2 separate regions of the Homo sapiens genome follow, and region 1 is linked to region 2. Evidence: chromatin loops called from intact Hi-C (ENCODE). Cell type or tissue: B cell. All regions are shown on one strand. Links, peaks and the distances in the headings refer to the core of each region. The heading gives the core; the rest is flanking DNA.

Region 1 (6,168 bases), core at 668-5,667, 72 kb before region 2:
CTTCCCCAGGGCCAGCACTCTTCCTACAACAGCCGGGGGAGTAGGGTTAAAAATGCTCAAGGCATGATCTTATATAAAGAAAATCCTAAGGAATCCACTTAGGATTAGTTTTTACTAGGAATAGTTTTTACTATTTGAATTAATACATCAACTGTGGAAATGCTTCAACAAAAACAAAAAACAAATGAGTTCAGCAAAGTTGCAAGATACAAAATCAAGACACAAAAATCAATTGTCTTTCTGTACACTAGCAATGAATAATCCAAAAAATAAAACTATTTATGATACATAAAAAAAATAGCAATATTTTAAATTAGCCGGGCATGGTGGCAGGCGCCTATAATCCCAGTTACTCAGGAGGCTGACGCAGGAGAATGGTGTGAACCCAGGAGGCGGAGCTTGCAGTGAGCAGAGATTGTGCCACTGCACTCCAGCCTGGGTGACAGAGCGAGACTCCGTCTCAAAAAAAAAAAAAAAAAAAGGAATAATTTAACAAAAGAAGTGCAGGACTTGTACAGTAAAGACGACAAAACATCACTAAGAGAAATGAAAGAAGACTTAAAAAATGGAAAGACATTCCACATTCATGAACAGGAAGACTTACTATTGTTAAGATACAATACTACGATACTCCTCAGATTGATCTACCGATTCCACATAATTCCTATCAAAATCCCAGGTGTCTTTTTTGCAGAAACTGACAAGCTGCTCCCAAGATTCACATGAAAATGCAAGACACCCAGAAAAAAAAAAAAATCTTTAAAAACAAACAAACAAACGAACAAACAAAAAACACAGATACTATAGAAAGTAATTTGGCAGTTCCTCAAAAAGTTAAACATAGGTCAGGTGAAGTGGCTCACACCTGTAATCCCCACATTTTGGGAGGCTGAGGCAGGAGGATCACTTTAAGCCAGGGGTTCAAGACCAACCTGGGCAACACAGCAAGACCCTGACCCTACAAAAAAATTAAAGAATTAGCCACACGTAGTGGCTCATGCCTGTATTCTCAGCTACTCAGGAGGGTGAGGTGGGAGGACTGCTTGAGCACAGGAGTTCAAGGTTGCAGTGAGCTGTGATCACATCACTGCACTCCAGCCTGGGCAACAGAGCAAGACCCTGACTAAAAAAAAGTAGTTAGCCGGGCACAGTGGCTCACGCCTGTAATCCCAGCACTTTAGGAGGCCAAGGCGGGCAGATTACCTGAGGTCAAGAGTTCAAGATCAGCCTGGCCAACATGGTGAAAACCCCTCTCTACTAAAAATACAAAAATTAGCTAGGCGTGGTGGTGGGCGCCTATAGTCCCAGCTATTTGGGAGGCTAAGGCAGGAGAATCGCTTGAACCCAGGAGGAGGAGGTTGTAGTGAGCCGAGATTGCACCAGTGCACTCCAGCCTGGACGACAGAGTGAGACTCCTAATCAAAAAATAAATAAATAAAATAAATATAAATAAATAAAATAAAAAATAAAGTAGTTAAACGTGGTTAGCAAATGACCCAGCAATTCTAGGTAAATACCCCAAAGAGTTGAAAACATGGTTTACACAAAAACTTGTACACAAATGTTCAGAGCAGCATTTTCCTTAATAGCCAACAAGTGATTGAACCCAAATGATCCATCAACACATGACTGAATAAACCAAATGTAGCATATTCATACAACAGAATATTATTCAGCCATAAAACCGACTGAAGTGCTGATGCTTGCTGCAACATGGATGAACCTTGAAAACATGCTAAGTGAAAGAAGTCAAACACCAAAGGCCACATTTTGTCTGATTCCATTCATATGAAAAGTTCAGAATAGTCAAATCTATAGAGACAGAAAGTATTAATATATTAGTTTGCCAAGGGTTGGGAGAAAATGGGGAAAGAGAAGAAATGGTATGACTGTTATTGAGTATGGAGTTTCTTTTTGGGATGATGAAAATATTCTGGAATTAGTGATTACAGTTGCACAACACTGTGAATGTACTAAAAACTACTGAAATGTACACTTTAAAAGGTGAATTCTGTGGTGTATGAATAACTTAATAAAGTTAAAACACCAGAGAGAATACTCCGGAGACTCTCTCCATCCAATAGCAGCTTGTGTCTTAACACTTGAAGGGTTATAATTCAGCCATCCAAACATCTCCCCCTACTCTAAGTATCAGAAACCTCAAAGAAGCATTTTGGGTGCTCCAGGAAGCCCAAAGGCTCCTCCTGGGAAAGGATGTCCTTGGGGCACAGCAAAGCCACTGCCACCCTACAGAGCAGTAACCAGAACAAAGGCCCTATGGCCTTGTGCCCAGCTCCACCCCTAACGCACCTGTCAGAGTCTCCTTTCAACAACAGAGGGAGGAGCAGCTGGGGGAGGGTCCCCAACAGAGCCTTCTGCTCTCACCTAAGCTTCTTGAAAGAACATGCGTAAGAGAGTGTCCGCCCCTAGGCTCAGTGGGCAGAGGCAAGTTCAGGTCCACCCCTGACCAGTAGGTCCCATGGTATCTCTCAACACCGCCTCCCCTCTGTAGTTCCCTGCATGTGGGCCTCATCTCCCTCAACAGTGGTTTATACATGAGGGGACAGGAAGGGAGGTAGAGTACCAGATTAGGAGTCAAAAGGTCTGTATCCTAGCCTGGAATCTCCGTCCATGTCCTCAAGTGCCTCAGGGCATCACAGGCTACCACCCAGCCTCCCTGACTCTCCAATCAGCCAGAGGGCCTTGCCCGTTCAAAGGAATCTCTCGAAATGAGGACTTCTGGAGGAATGTGAACTCAGAGAGGGCGGCTCCGCCCCGCTCACACTGCAGGCCCGGGCATCCCAGCGTCCTGCTGTACCTACCTGCTGGAGCAGGGTGTACCCTCAACAAGACCCCACGCAGCCACCCACTGCTAAGGACGTGGAGAATGGCTAGAGAGGCCCGATACCGGCCCCAGGTCACACATGAGTCGGGACTTGGTCGTGTGTCCCTCGCTAGGATGCAAACTATGGAGGCAGAGGCCTGTTTGTTCGCTCCAGAAACCCAGCGCAGGGCCTGGCACGCAGGAGGCGCTCAGAAAGTGCCCGACCCAGCGCCCCCTGCGCAGACAGTAAACTGGACCTGAAGAGGACCACCCTGGAACCTGGCGCCCCGCCCGCCCCTCGCAGCCATCGCTCTGGCCATTAGGCGCCCAGTGTCCCAGCGGGGAGACTGAGGCCTGGGGAGTTGCTCTCGGCTGGGCTTACCGCGCAGGGCGCAGCCATGGCGGGGCTGGCGGCGCCGAAGGCAGCTGCGGTGGCCGTTGCGGCCCGTTCAGTTTCCGCGCCCCCAACGGCCACCAATAGCAACGCGGGCCGCGTCGGCACGCCCCGCCCACCGCAATTAAAGGAGAAGCGCCTCAGCTTTTTGCCCGACGACTGGAAGCAGAGCTGTATGACCGGCGGCCGGCGCCACGGTCTCCGTGCCCAGTTCCCCAAGCCCAGACAACCCACAGACAGCGCAGCCAAAAGCCTCTGTCCGCCGCCACTCGTTCCGCCTGAGAAATTAAAAGACCCAGGATGAAGGGTTCACCCCACCAGCCCGTCGTCCGGCTACTCTAACGGCGAGCGCAGCCTCCTGGGAAATGCAGTTCCAAGCCGCCCACGCCCCTATGTCTGGAGGAAGGTGGAGCTACACTTCCCAACATGAGATTGCACCATTGCATTCCAGCCTGGGCAACAAGAGGGCGGGCCGGGTTTTACCACCCGAAGCGACGGCCTTAAGGATCCCGGAAGCGGAGGACACGTGGGTTGCTGTAACCAGATTGCGTTAAAGCACCCGCGCGCGCCGGCGCAGCCAGATTTTCCCCGCAGGAACCTATTGAGAGCTGAGTATTCGCCCCTCGGGAACTCTCAGTGGTTCGCCGTCCGAACGTTCTTAAGACAAGTGTCGATTTAAAATAACATGAGTTACTCGGAATCACAATCATGGAGTGGAGAGATCAAGGTTCGATTCTCAGTTCTCGCCCTGATTGGCTGTGTGATCTCAGGAAAAACGCCTCTGCTCTGTGCCCCGGTTTCCCCATTTGTAACACGAGGGAGTGTGGTGCAGCCCGGCCCTGTCAGGATCCTTAAGGCCTCAGAAGCTGTTAGAAACCCAGTCTTTAAAAGAAGGAGAGGCCGGGCTCAGTGGCTCACGCCTGTAATCTCAGCACTTTGCCACTTTGGGAGGCCGAGGTGGGTGGATCACCTGAGGTCAGGAGTATGAGACCAGCCTGGCCAACATGGTGAAACCCCATGTCTACTAAAAATACAAAAATTAGCCGGGCGTGGTGGCACGCGCCTGTAAACCCAGCTACTCGGGAGGCTGAGGGAGGAGAATTGTTCGAACTCCGGAGGCAGAGATTGCAGTGAGCCTAGATGTTGCCGCTGCACTCCAGCCTGGGCAACAGAGGGAGACTCCGTCTCAAAAAATATATATATATATAAAATAAAATTTGAAGGCCACCAGCAACCATCTGAATAGACTCCCTGCTTGGCCAGGGCACTCAAATTTAACCTGAAAGAGTGGTTCAGGCCATGATGGGAAGTGGGGGTTGGACATGCCTCATTATACCCTCCAGCATTAACATCAACAAAAACCTTAAGTCTGATAAGAAACATTTACGATCTATTTTCTCTGAAACCTGCTACCTGGAGGCTTCATCTGCATGGTAAAACCTTGGTCTCCATAACCCCTTATCTTAACCGAGATATCCCTTTCTACTGATAATAATTATTTCAACCAATTGCCAATCAGAATATGTTTAAATCTACCAATGACCTGGAAGTTTCCCACTTCGAGTTGTCTTGTCCTTCCAGATCAAACCAATGTAAATCTTACATGTATTGATTGATGTATTTTGTCTCCCTAAAATGTATAAAACCATGCTGTGCCCAGGCCACTTGGGCACATGTTGTCAGGACCTCCTGAGGCTGTGTCATGGGTGTGTCCTTAACCTTAGCAAAATAAATTTTCTAAGTTGACTGAGACCTGTCTCAGGTATTTCGGGTTGACAGTTTGGCAACCACGAAAGGATTCTGAGTGGAGGTGCCCCTGACCTTTGACAGATCTCCTATCGGTGCTTGGTACCAGCTTGAGCTATCTTTATGGCTCAAATCTACAGGACAATTTGCTAAGGCCTGGGAGCCCCCCTCCACAAAATTCCTGATCTTCCCAAATTTGGTTAACATCTAAAGTTTATTTTACTGTACAACTCCTTTTTCTGGAGTTTTACTTGTTTCCAACAAGGAAGGCAGGTTTTCCTGCTTCCCTGACGATGGAAGGCAGGTAACTCCTTTCTGGAGTTTGAGCTCGCTTCCAACAGAGAAGGAAAGTTTGAGTTTTCCCTACTTCTGGGATGGTAGAGAGCAGTCTTTAGCCTAAGACCTGTTCTTAGGTAAGTAGCCGAATTGGGGATTTTCTTGGCTGAAGTTAAGGTTAACAACCAGCTGGTCTTAATTTTCCTTACCATTAGAGTGCTCAGTAATCATATAAATTGTACGATCAAGCCCGGCATGGTGGCTCACGCCTGTAATCCCAGCACTTTGGGAAGCCAAGGCGGGTGGATCACGAGGTCAGGACATCGCAGACCATCCTGGCTAACACGGTGAAACCCCGTCTCTACTAAAAATACAAAAAATTACAGGGCGTGGTGGCTGGCGCCTGTAGTCCCAGCTACTCGGGAGGCTGAGGCAGGAGAATGGCATGAACCCGGGAGGCGGAGCTTGCAGTGAGCCTAGATCAAGCCCCTGCACTCCAGCCTGGGCGACAGGGCGAGACTCCGTCTCAAAAAAAAATAAAATAAATAAAATAAATAAACAAATTGTGCGATCACTTTTTTTTTTTTTGCTTAACTGTTTTTTGTTGTTGTTTGTTTCTGTTTTTGTTGTTTCATTCTTTTTCCCATTGAGGTTGATGAATTATATCTGACTTGATCAAATCTGAAGGAAAGTTCCAAAGTTTGGGGAACAAGGCCTCTGAATTGGCTAAATTCCCACAACAGAAAAAGAAAAAAGCCTGGGCAAGGTGGCTCACGCCTGTAATTCCAACACTTTGGGAGGCCGAGTTGGGTGGATCACCTGAGGTCAGAAGTTCGAGACCAGCCTGGCCAACATGGTGAAACCCCATCTCTACTAAAAATACAAAATTAGCTGGGCATGGTGGTGGGCATCTGTAATCCCAGCTACT
Region 2 (6,168 bases), core at 789-5,788:
AGTTGTGGCCCACGCCCTGCATGCCAAAGGGCTGGCTGTTGTAGCTGAGGTCCAGGGCCTCCAGTCGCGGTAGCTCCGTGAATGAGTGCTCGTGGTAGAGGTCCAGCTTATTGTGGGACAGGTCTAGCACCTGCAGACCGGTCAGCGGCAGGAACTGGGAGCCATTGACTGCCTGCGAGATGCAGTTGTGGCTCAGGCGCAGGCACTGCAGGTGCGAGAGCTGGGCAAACATCTCCGGCTGCACGGTCACCAGGTTGTTCCGTGACAGATCCAAGGTGAAGTTGAGGGTGCTGCAGTTGGGCCTGAAGTCTTCAGAGCTGGGAGTGTCCACTGGGGCCGGAGCAAGGTCCCCAGGCTGCAGCCAGACCTTCTCCCCTCCATCTGCCTCCCCCATGGTGGCTGTCAGCTCCGAAGCTCCGCTGATGCGGTTGTCCGACAGGTCCACGTAGCGCAGGCCAGGGAAGGCCCTGAAGATGCCGAGCTGGGCCTGGTTGATGAAGTTCATCTGCAGACGCAGAGTCTGGAGCATGGGCAGGCGGGCCAGTGGCCGGAGCGTGGTCTCATCGAGTGAGCGGAAGAAGATGCCGTGCATGTCCAGCTCCTTCAGGGCGACCAGGCTCCCGAAGGAAGGGGCCAGAGACAGGTGGGCAAAGGACACCCTCTTTTGGTAATTGAAGGACAGGTTAAGCTTGCGCAGCTGTGTTAGGCCCTGGAAGGCCTTGGTTTTAGTGATGCATTTGTAGAGGAAGTTCTCACTCAGGTCCAGCACTCGGAGGTTTCCCAGCCCACGGAACCAACTGGCATTCAGCCAGGAGAGAGAACTGTCCTTCAACACCAGGCCTTCAAGACGGCTCAGGTGGCTGAAGGTATCGGGATGTAGCTGGGGGAAGTGACGAGGGCACTCCATGCAGGGGTTGGGAGCGTGGTCGCAGCGGCGGCAATTTCCGCCCACATCGAGCACACGCAGGGCGGTCAGATTGGCCAGGTCCTCAGGCGCCAGTTTGACGATGCGGTTGTAGGACAACAGCAGATACTCCAGGCTGGAAGGCAGGTTGCGGGGCACCACAGTGAGGTTGTTGTACTTGAGTGACAGGTGGGTGAGGTTGCCCAGGCCAAGGAGGGCACCCGGGGCCACCTCCAGTGCCTGCCTGCAGGGGTTCTTGTAATAACAGTTGCCGTCCATGAATAGGAAGCGCAGGGCATGCAGGCCGGCGAGGCTGGCAGAGTCTAGCATCAGGATGTTGGTATGGCTGAGGGACAGGGATATGAGGGATTTGGGCAGCGCAGGCACAGTCATGATGTTGTTGTAGCTCAGGTTTAGCTCTTCCAGGGTGGGCACAGCCAAGAAGGTGCTGGGCTCGATGGTCATGTGGCAGGGGAAGTGCATGGGGCTGAGGCCAACCGGCGGGCAGTTCCACTTGAGGTTGAGATGCCGCAGGCTGGGCAGGTGGGCAAAGTCAGAATCATGGAGGTGGTGGATGCGGTTGGAGGACAAGGAAAGGCTGGTGACATTGCCACGGGGTGCTGCCATGGAGAAGTGGGGCACAGACTTCAGGAACAGCCAGTTGCAGTTCACCAGGCCGTGGGGCTGGAGCTCACAGGGTAGGAAGGCAGGCAAGGTACCCAGGGCCAGGGTCATGGCCAGCATGATGGCCTGCACCAGGAGAGACAGCGGGTGCAGGGCGCTGCGGCAGAAACCCTGTGGGGGTGGGAGGGCTGTGTGAGTGGCCGGCCCCCAGCTCTACCTCCACCCACTCCACTTCATGGGCATCTTCTAGCATCTTCCAACCCCTCTCTCCAAGCCCTACCTGCAGAAGTTCTTCCTGGCTGCCAAGCCCCATTCCCATCCCCCATGGCTTGTGGGGAACCTGAACTCAGTCTCAGACCCAGTCTTGGACTCAGAATTAGGCTTCAGAACCAGGACTGAGACCTAGAATCCAGACTTATGATCTACAGCTTTCACTTAACCAATCCCTGGCTATACCAGGCCAGGCAAGGTGGCCCACGGCCCCCCCTGGTCTCTCCCCGACTTTCCCTTCCTGCTCCTGAGCAAGGTGGCAGCTGGCTCCCTCCCCTCCAGCTGCCCTGAAATCCGCTCTCTGCCCTCCACCAGCCACCCCACAACCCCTTCCTTTTCCTTCGGCCAAGATTCAGGCAGGTGTGAGAGTCTCCCACTATGGCCCAGGCCGGCTGCCTCCCAGGGACCCTGGCCAGAGGGCACTGCACAGCTCCATCACTCTCTGCCTGCCTCACCTAGCCCGAGAGCCTTTGCCTTATGGGTCAGAACAGATGGAGAGAGGGGTGGCCTGCAAAGTGCCAGACAGAGCCAGCCCCAAGCTACAGGCCCAGTGAGACCCAAACCCAGGCTCCAGCCCCAGCTCCATCAGTGCCTCAGTCTCCTCGTCCCCTCTGGGGGTTTGGGTCTCATTGCTCAGAAGAGGGCTTCAGTGGCTGGGCACGGTGGCTCACACCTGTAATCCCAGCAGTTTGGGAAGCCGAAGTGGGCAGATCACCTGAGGTCTGGAGTTCAAGACCAGCCTGACCAACATGGAGAAACCCTGGCTCTACTAAAAATACAAAATTAGCCAGGCATGGTGGCGCAAGCCATAATCCCAGCTACTTGGGAGGCTGAGGCAGGAGAATCACTTGAACCCGGGAGGTGGAGATTGCAGTGAGCTGAGATCAAGCCACTGCACTCCAGCCTGGGCAACAAGAGCGAAACTCCGTCTCAAAAAAAAAAAAAAAGAAAAAAGAAGAGGGCTTCGGCTCTGAAGTCTTCAGGATTCAGTGAGTGTCCCCAGGGCCATGTGGGTGACAACCCGTCACTGTTGCTTGCAGCTGCCAAGCCCACTTCTTTCCCCACCCCTTCCCAGGATATCCCCTTCCCCAGGGGACTGAGAGCTGTTGTCCTACCATGCTGGGGGGCAGGGGCTTCTCCAGAGGGTCTGGCGGGCAGACTGGACAGCAGCTACAGGGAAGGATGCTTCACACTCGAGGTCCCTTCCCACAGGGGCAGCAGCGGCTCAGAGAATAGAGGAAGTAAGATTTTTATACCAGCCTAGTAGCTCCCCCTCCACTCCACCCTGCCCCCAGTGAGGAGGACAGGGTCCCATGAGTCAAAGGCCATTTGCATAGTCAAATGGCAGACAGCTCCTTCACCCCTTCCTCTTTCCACTCCCCTCTCAGACAGCCTACATCCCATGAGGGCCTCACACCTGTCCTCTACCAAGCCCAGGGAGGAGCTAAGGCCCAGAGCTCAGGCAGAGAGCAGGGAGAGATGGGAATTCTGGATAGCACCAGTAGCGGGTACACCTTGCTGGGCACTCCCCATTCTAAGAGGACACTTCCACCCTCAGGTCTTGGCTCCTGCACCACAGCTGGTGCCCTCAGGACAGCGGCTGCCGACTTGTCCTTTTCTGCCCTTGTAGGCACCATCTCCAGAGTTCTGCAGGGCCTCATGCGTGGAGGGCCAGGGTGTAGCTTGAGCAGGAGGCTAGGCTGCACCTGCCTTCACCACAGCCTTGCAACATCTTCCGGAAACAAGACCTCCTCCTCCACATTCCCAGAGCCCCTGGGGCCCCATCAGAGCACACACCACGTCACTCCAGATGGGGCTCCTAGAGGCCAGGTGTGTGCTGGCCCAGCAGGGCCGCCAGCCAGTCCTCCCCATCAGTTCTTCCCACTCTCCTTCTGATCTAGGTGAGGAGACTCAGATTCCTCGGGCCCAAAGCCTTGGGTGACCCCGGGCCCCTCAGCAAGTTCTGCTGGGTCCACCATGCTGAAGGGTGTGCCCACAGCCCACCGTCCCCATGTCCACCAGCCCCCATCCTCTCTCCTAGACCCATGCAGGTGCCACCTCCCTTCTGGCTGTCCTGCCCTGCTCTCTGCCCTCCAGGGGCTGGTCACATTCAGCCCCTAGAGGGAACTGTTCAAACCTAAGTCACACTAGGTCCCTCCTCTGCTCAGACCCCTCCCTGGCTGACTCTGGAGTCAAAGCCACAGTCCACAGATGGCCAACAAGGCCCTATGGGACCTGCCACCCGCTGTTCCCCTGAGTGCTCTCCAGGCCCACTGGCCTGCTTGCAGTTGACTGTGTAGCCCCTGGGCATTCTCCTGCCTCAGGGCCTTGGGATGTGCTGTTCCCTCTGCCTGAAAACTCCCCCAAGTCTCATATGACCCCTCCTTTGCCTCCATTATGTCTCTGCTCCCATGTCACCCTCTCAACAGGGCCATCCAGCCTTCTTACAAACCTCCCACCCCAGATCTGGCACTCCTGAGCTCCTTTGCCTGGTCTATGTTTCTCTTTGTCCTAACATTTTTTAACTGCTAGCACACCGGATCATTGATCTTTCATGGTTTATTGTATATCGTCTTATTCCCCTGCTGGAATGTCAGCTTCTTAAGGGCAGTGATCTTTTATCTGCATCCCCAGGATCCAGTACAGTGCCCAGCACATAGTAAGTGCTTGATATCTGCTGAATTATGTACACCCAGCAGTCAGCTCTGGGCAGGCACAGAGAGGGTATTTCTGAGTGAAGGCTGAATGAATGAATTAATGAATTGTTGCTGCTGGGAGGAGGCAAGGCTGCACATCTGCCAGCCTGCTCCCCCCAGGCCCACTCTGGGTGGTATCATGGCAGGCAGGCTCCATAGTGCCAGGCATCTGGCTGGCTCAGCAGCAGGGGGCGATGGCATCGTCTTCCTGCCCACCTGGGAGCCAATGTTTCGGCTGGGCAAGGACAAGCCTCCTCTGGGTCTTAGCTAGTCTGGCTCTCCTCTCTACAATTCTAGGGGCTTGAGCAGGGGCTCAGAAAGGCGCCAGGGATAGAATGTTGCCCTGAGCCAGGAAGGAGAGCAGTGCCCACTCAGTAGCTGGGCTGCAGGCATCAACCCCATGCTTCCACTCCTGCCTGCCTGGGGTGGAAGGCACCTGCATTCATTCCCTCCATCCACCTCTCAGAGGGATACACCAAAGCTCGGGCTCCTGTGGAGCCCCAAGCCTGAGACTTTCCCAGAGTCCCTTGGACCAGGGACCCAGACCCCCATACCCAGCAGTGGCCCTGCCTTCTTTGGAGGCAGAAAACCAGAGAGGCCAGTAAGCTGACAGAGGGGTCTGCACACACAGGTACAGACCCACGCACATGGACACACTCAGCTTGGAGACACCGATATCGATGTCCACAGAAAAACTTGTCCTGGCCTCAGCCCAGGGAGGCTGGGAAGCCTTCGAGGAGGAGCCCTTATCCCATGTGGGAGGCTGCATAAAGTCCCTCTCAGAGATCCTTGTCCTAATTCCCCAAACCTGCAAACACGTGACCCCAACACCCCACAGTGTGGCAAAAACGACTTCGCAGATGTGATTAAGTTACCCATCTTGACAGGGGTAGGTGGTGGGGGCAGGGAGGGTGAATGCAATTACAATGTCCCTTATGAAATGGAGACAGAGGGAGATTCGACTACAAAAGGCCATGGGAGCCCAGAGGCTGAGGAAAGCAGAATCAGAGATGTCACCTCTGGCTTTGAAGGTGGAGGAAGGGGCCCCAAGCCAAGGAATACAGCCAGAAAAGGCCAGGAGATGGGTTCTTCTGAGGGGCCCAGACACAGCCAGCCCTGCCAACACCTCAACTTTGGCCCTGTGAGACCCATCTCAGTCTTCCAGCCTCCAGAACTGTAAGAGAATACATTTGAGTTTCTTCGAAGCCACTAAGTTGGTGGTAATTTGTTACGGCAGCCTCAGCAAATGACCATATGCAGATCCCTCATGTCACAGTGGAGGCGCGCCTGCCTCTCCAGCAGGGCTCCTGTTGACTGGGAGACCCGCGTGAGGCTGCACGCCCACTCACAGGCACAGCCTCTCCCACACACCTGGAGGTGGAGTGCTGGGGCTCCACCTCGCAGGCCGGCACTCCCCTCTCCCCTGTTGGGAAAGGACAGTTATATGCACAAGACTGCCCAATTCCCAGGGCCAGAGGCGGTCTCTCAGGGCCAAGCACAAGTCTTGATTTAAAAATATTTTATTCTTTAGAAAATACAGCATTCAACCATCCCAAACTGCAGTGACCCCTGCCCCAGCCCTGACTGACCCCACTTCTTGTGGCCAAAGGTTTCTGGGCTGTGCTGGGACCCTAGTCTCAGCTCCCCGGGAGGCCAGGTTCATGCCAGGCCCCT

What was found. Peaks named below come from ENCODE experiments on the same cell type or tissue, not always from the same donor. Only the 100,000 strongest peaks of a DNase experiment are listed, where the experiment ranks them.
Region 1: a loop joins it to region 2, with 9 times the contacts of the local background. A loop is called at or near these places in 24 of 110 quality-filtered maps.

What each region holds. Positions count from the first base shown.
Region 1 is chr3:52,151,149-52,157,316 of GRCh38, forward strand. POC1A (POC1 centriolar protein A) reads right to left here and starts at 3,275. Exons shown (of 11, transcript NM_015426.5): 1 at 3,207-3,275. The coding sequence starts at 3,224. RefSeq lists enhancers at 2,668-3,645, 3,646-4,622. In B cell, for the core only: a CTCF peak has its summit at 3,162; DNase peaks (open chromatin) are centred at 3,333 and 3,603; H3K4me3 peaks cover 1,610 bases; H3K27ac peaks cover 1,324 bases.
Region 2 is chr3:52,222,614-52,228,781 of GRCh38, forward strand. TLR9 (toll like receptor 9) reads right to left here and starts at 3,032. Exons shown (of 2, transcript NM_017442.4): 1 at 2,914-3,032; 2 at 1-1,699. The coding sequence starts at 2,916. It overlaps TWF2 (twinfilin actin binding protein 2), which reads right to left. Exons shown (of 9, transcript NM_007284.4): 9 at 5,999-6,168. RefSeq lists enhancers at 2,812-2,911, 3,164-3,665, 3,422-3,511, 3,666-4,165. In B cell, for the core only: no CTCF peak of the experiment used is centred there; DNase peaks (open chromatin) are centred at 2,108, 2,328, 3,108 and 3,978; H3K4me3 peaks cover 2,775 bases; H3K27ac peaks cover 4,076 bases.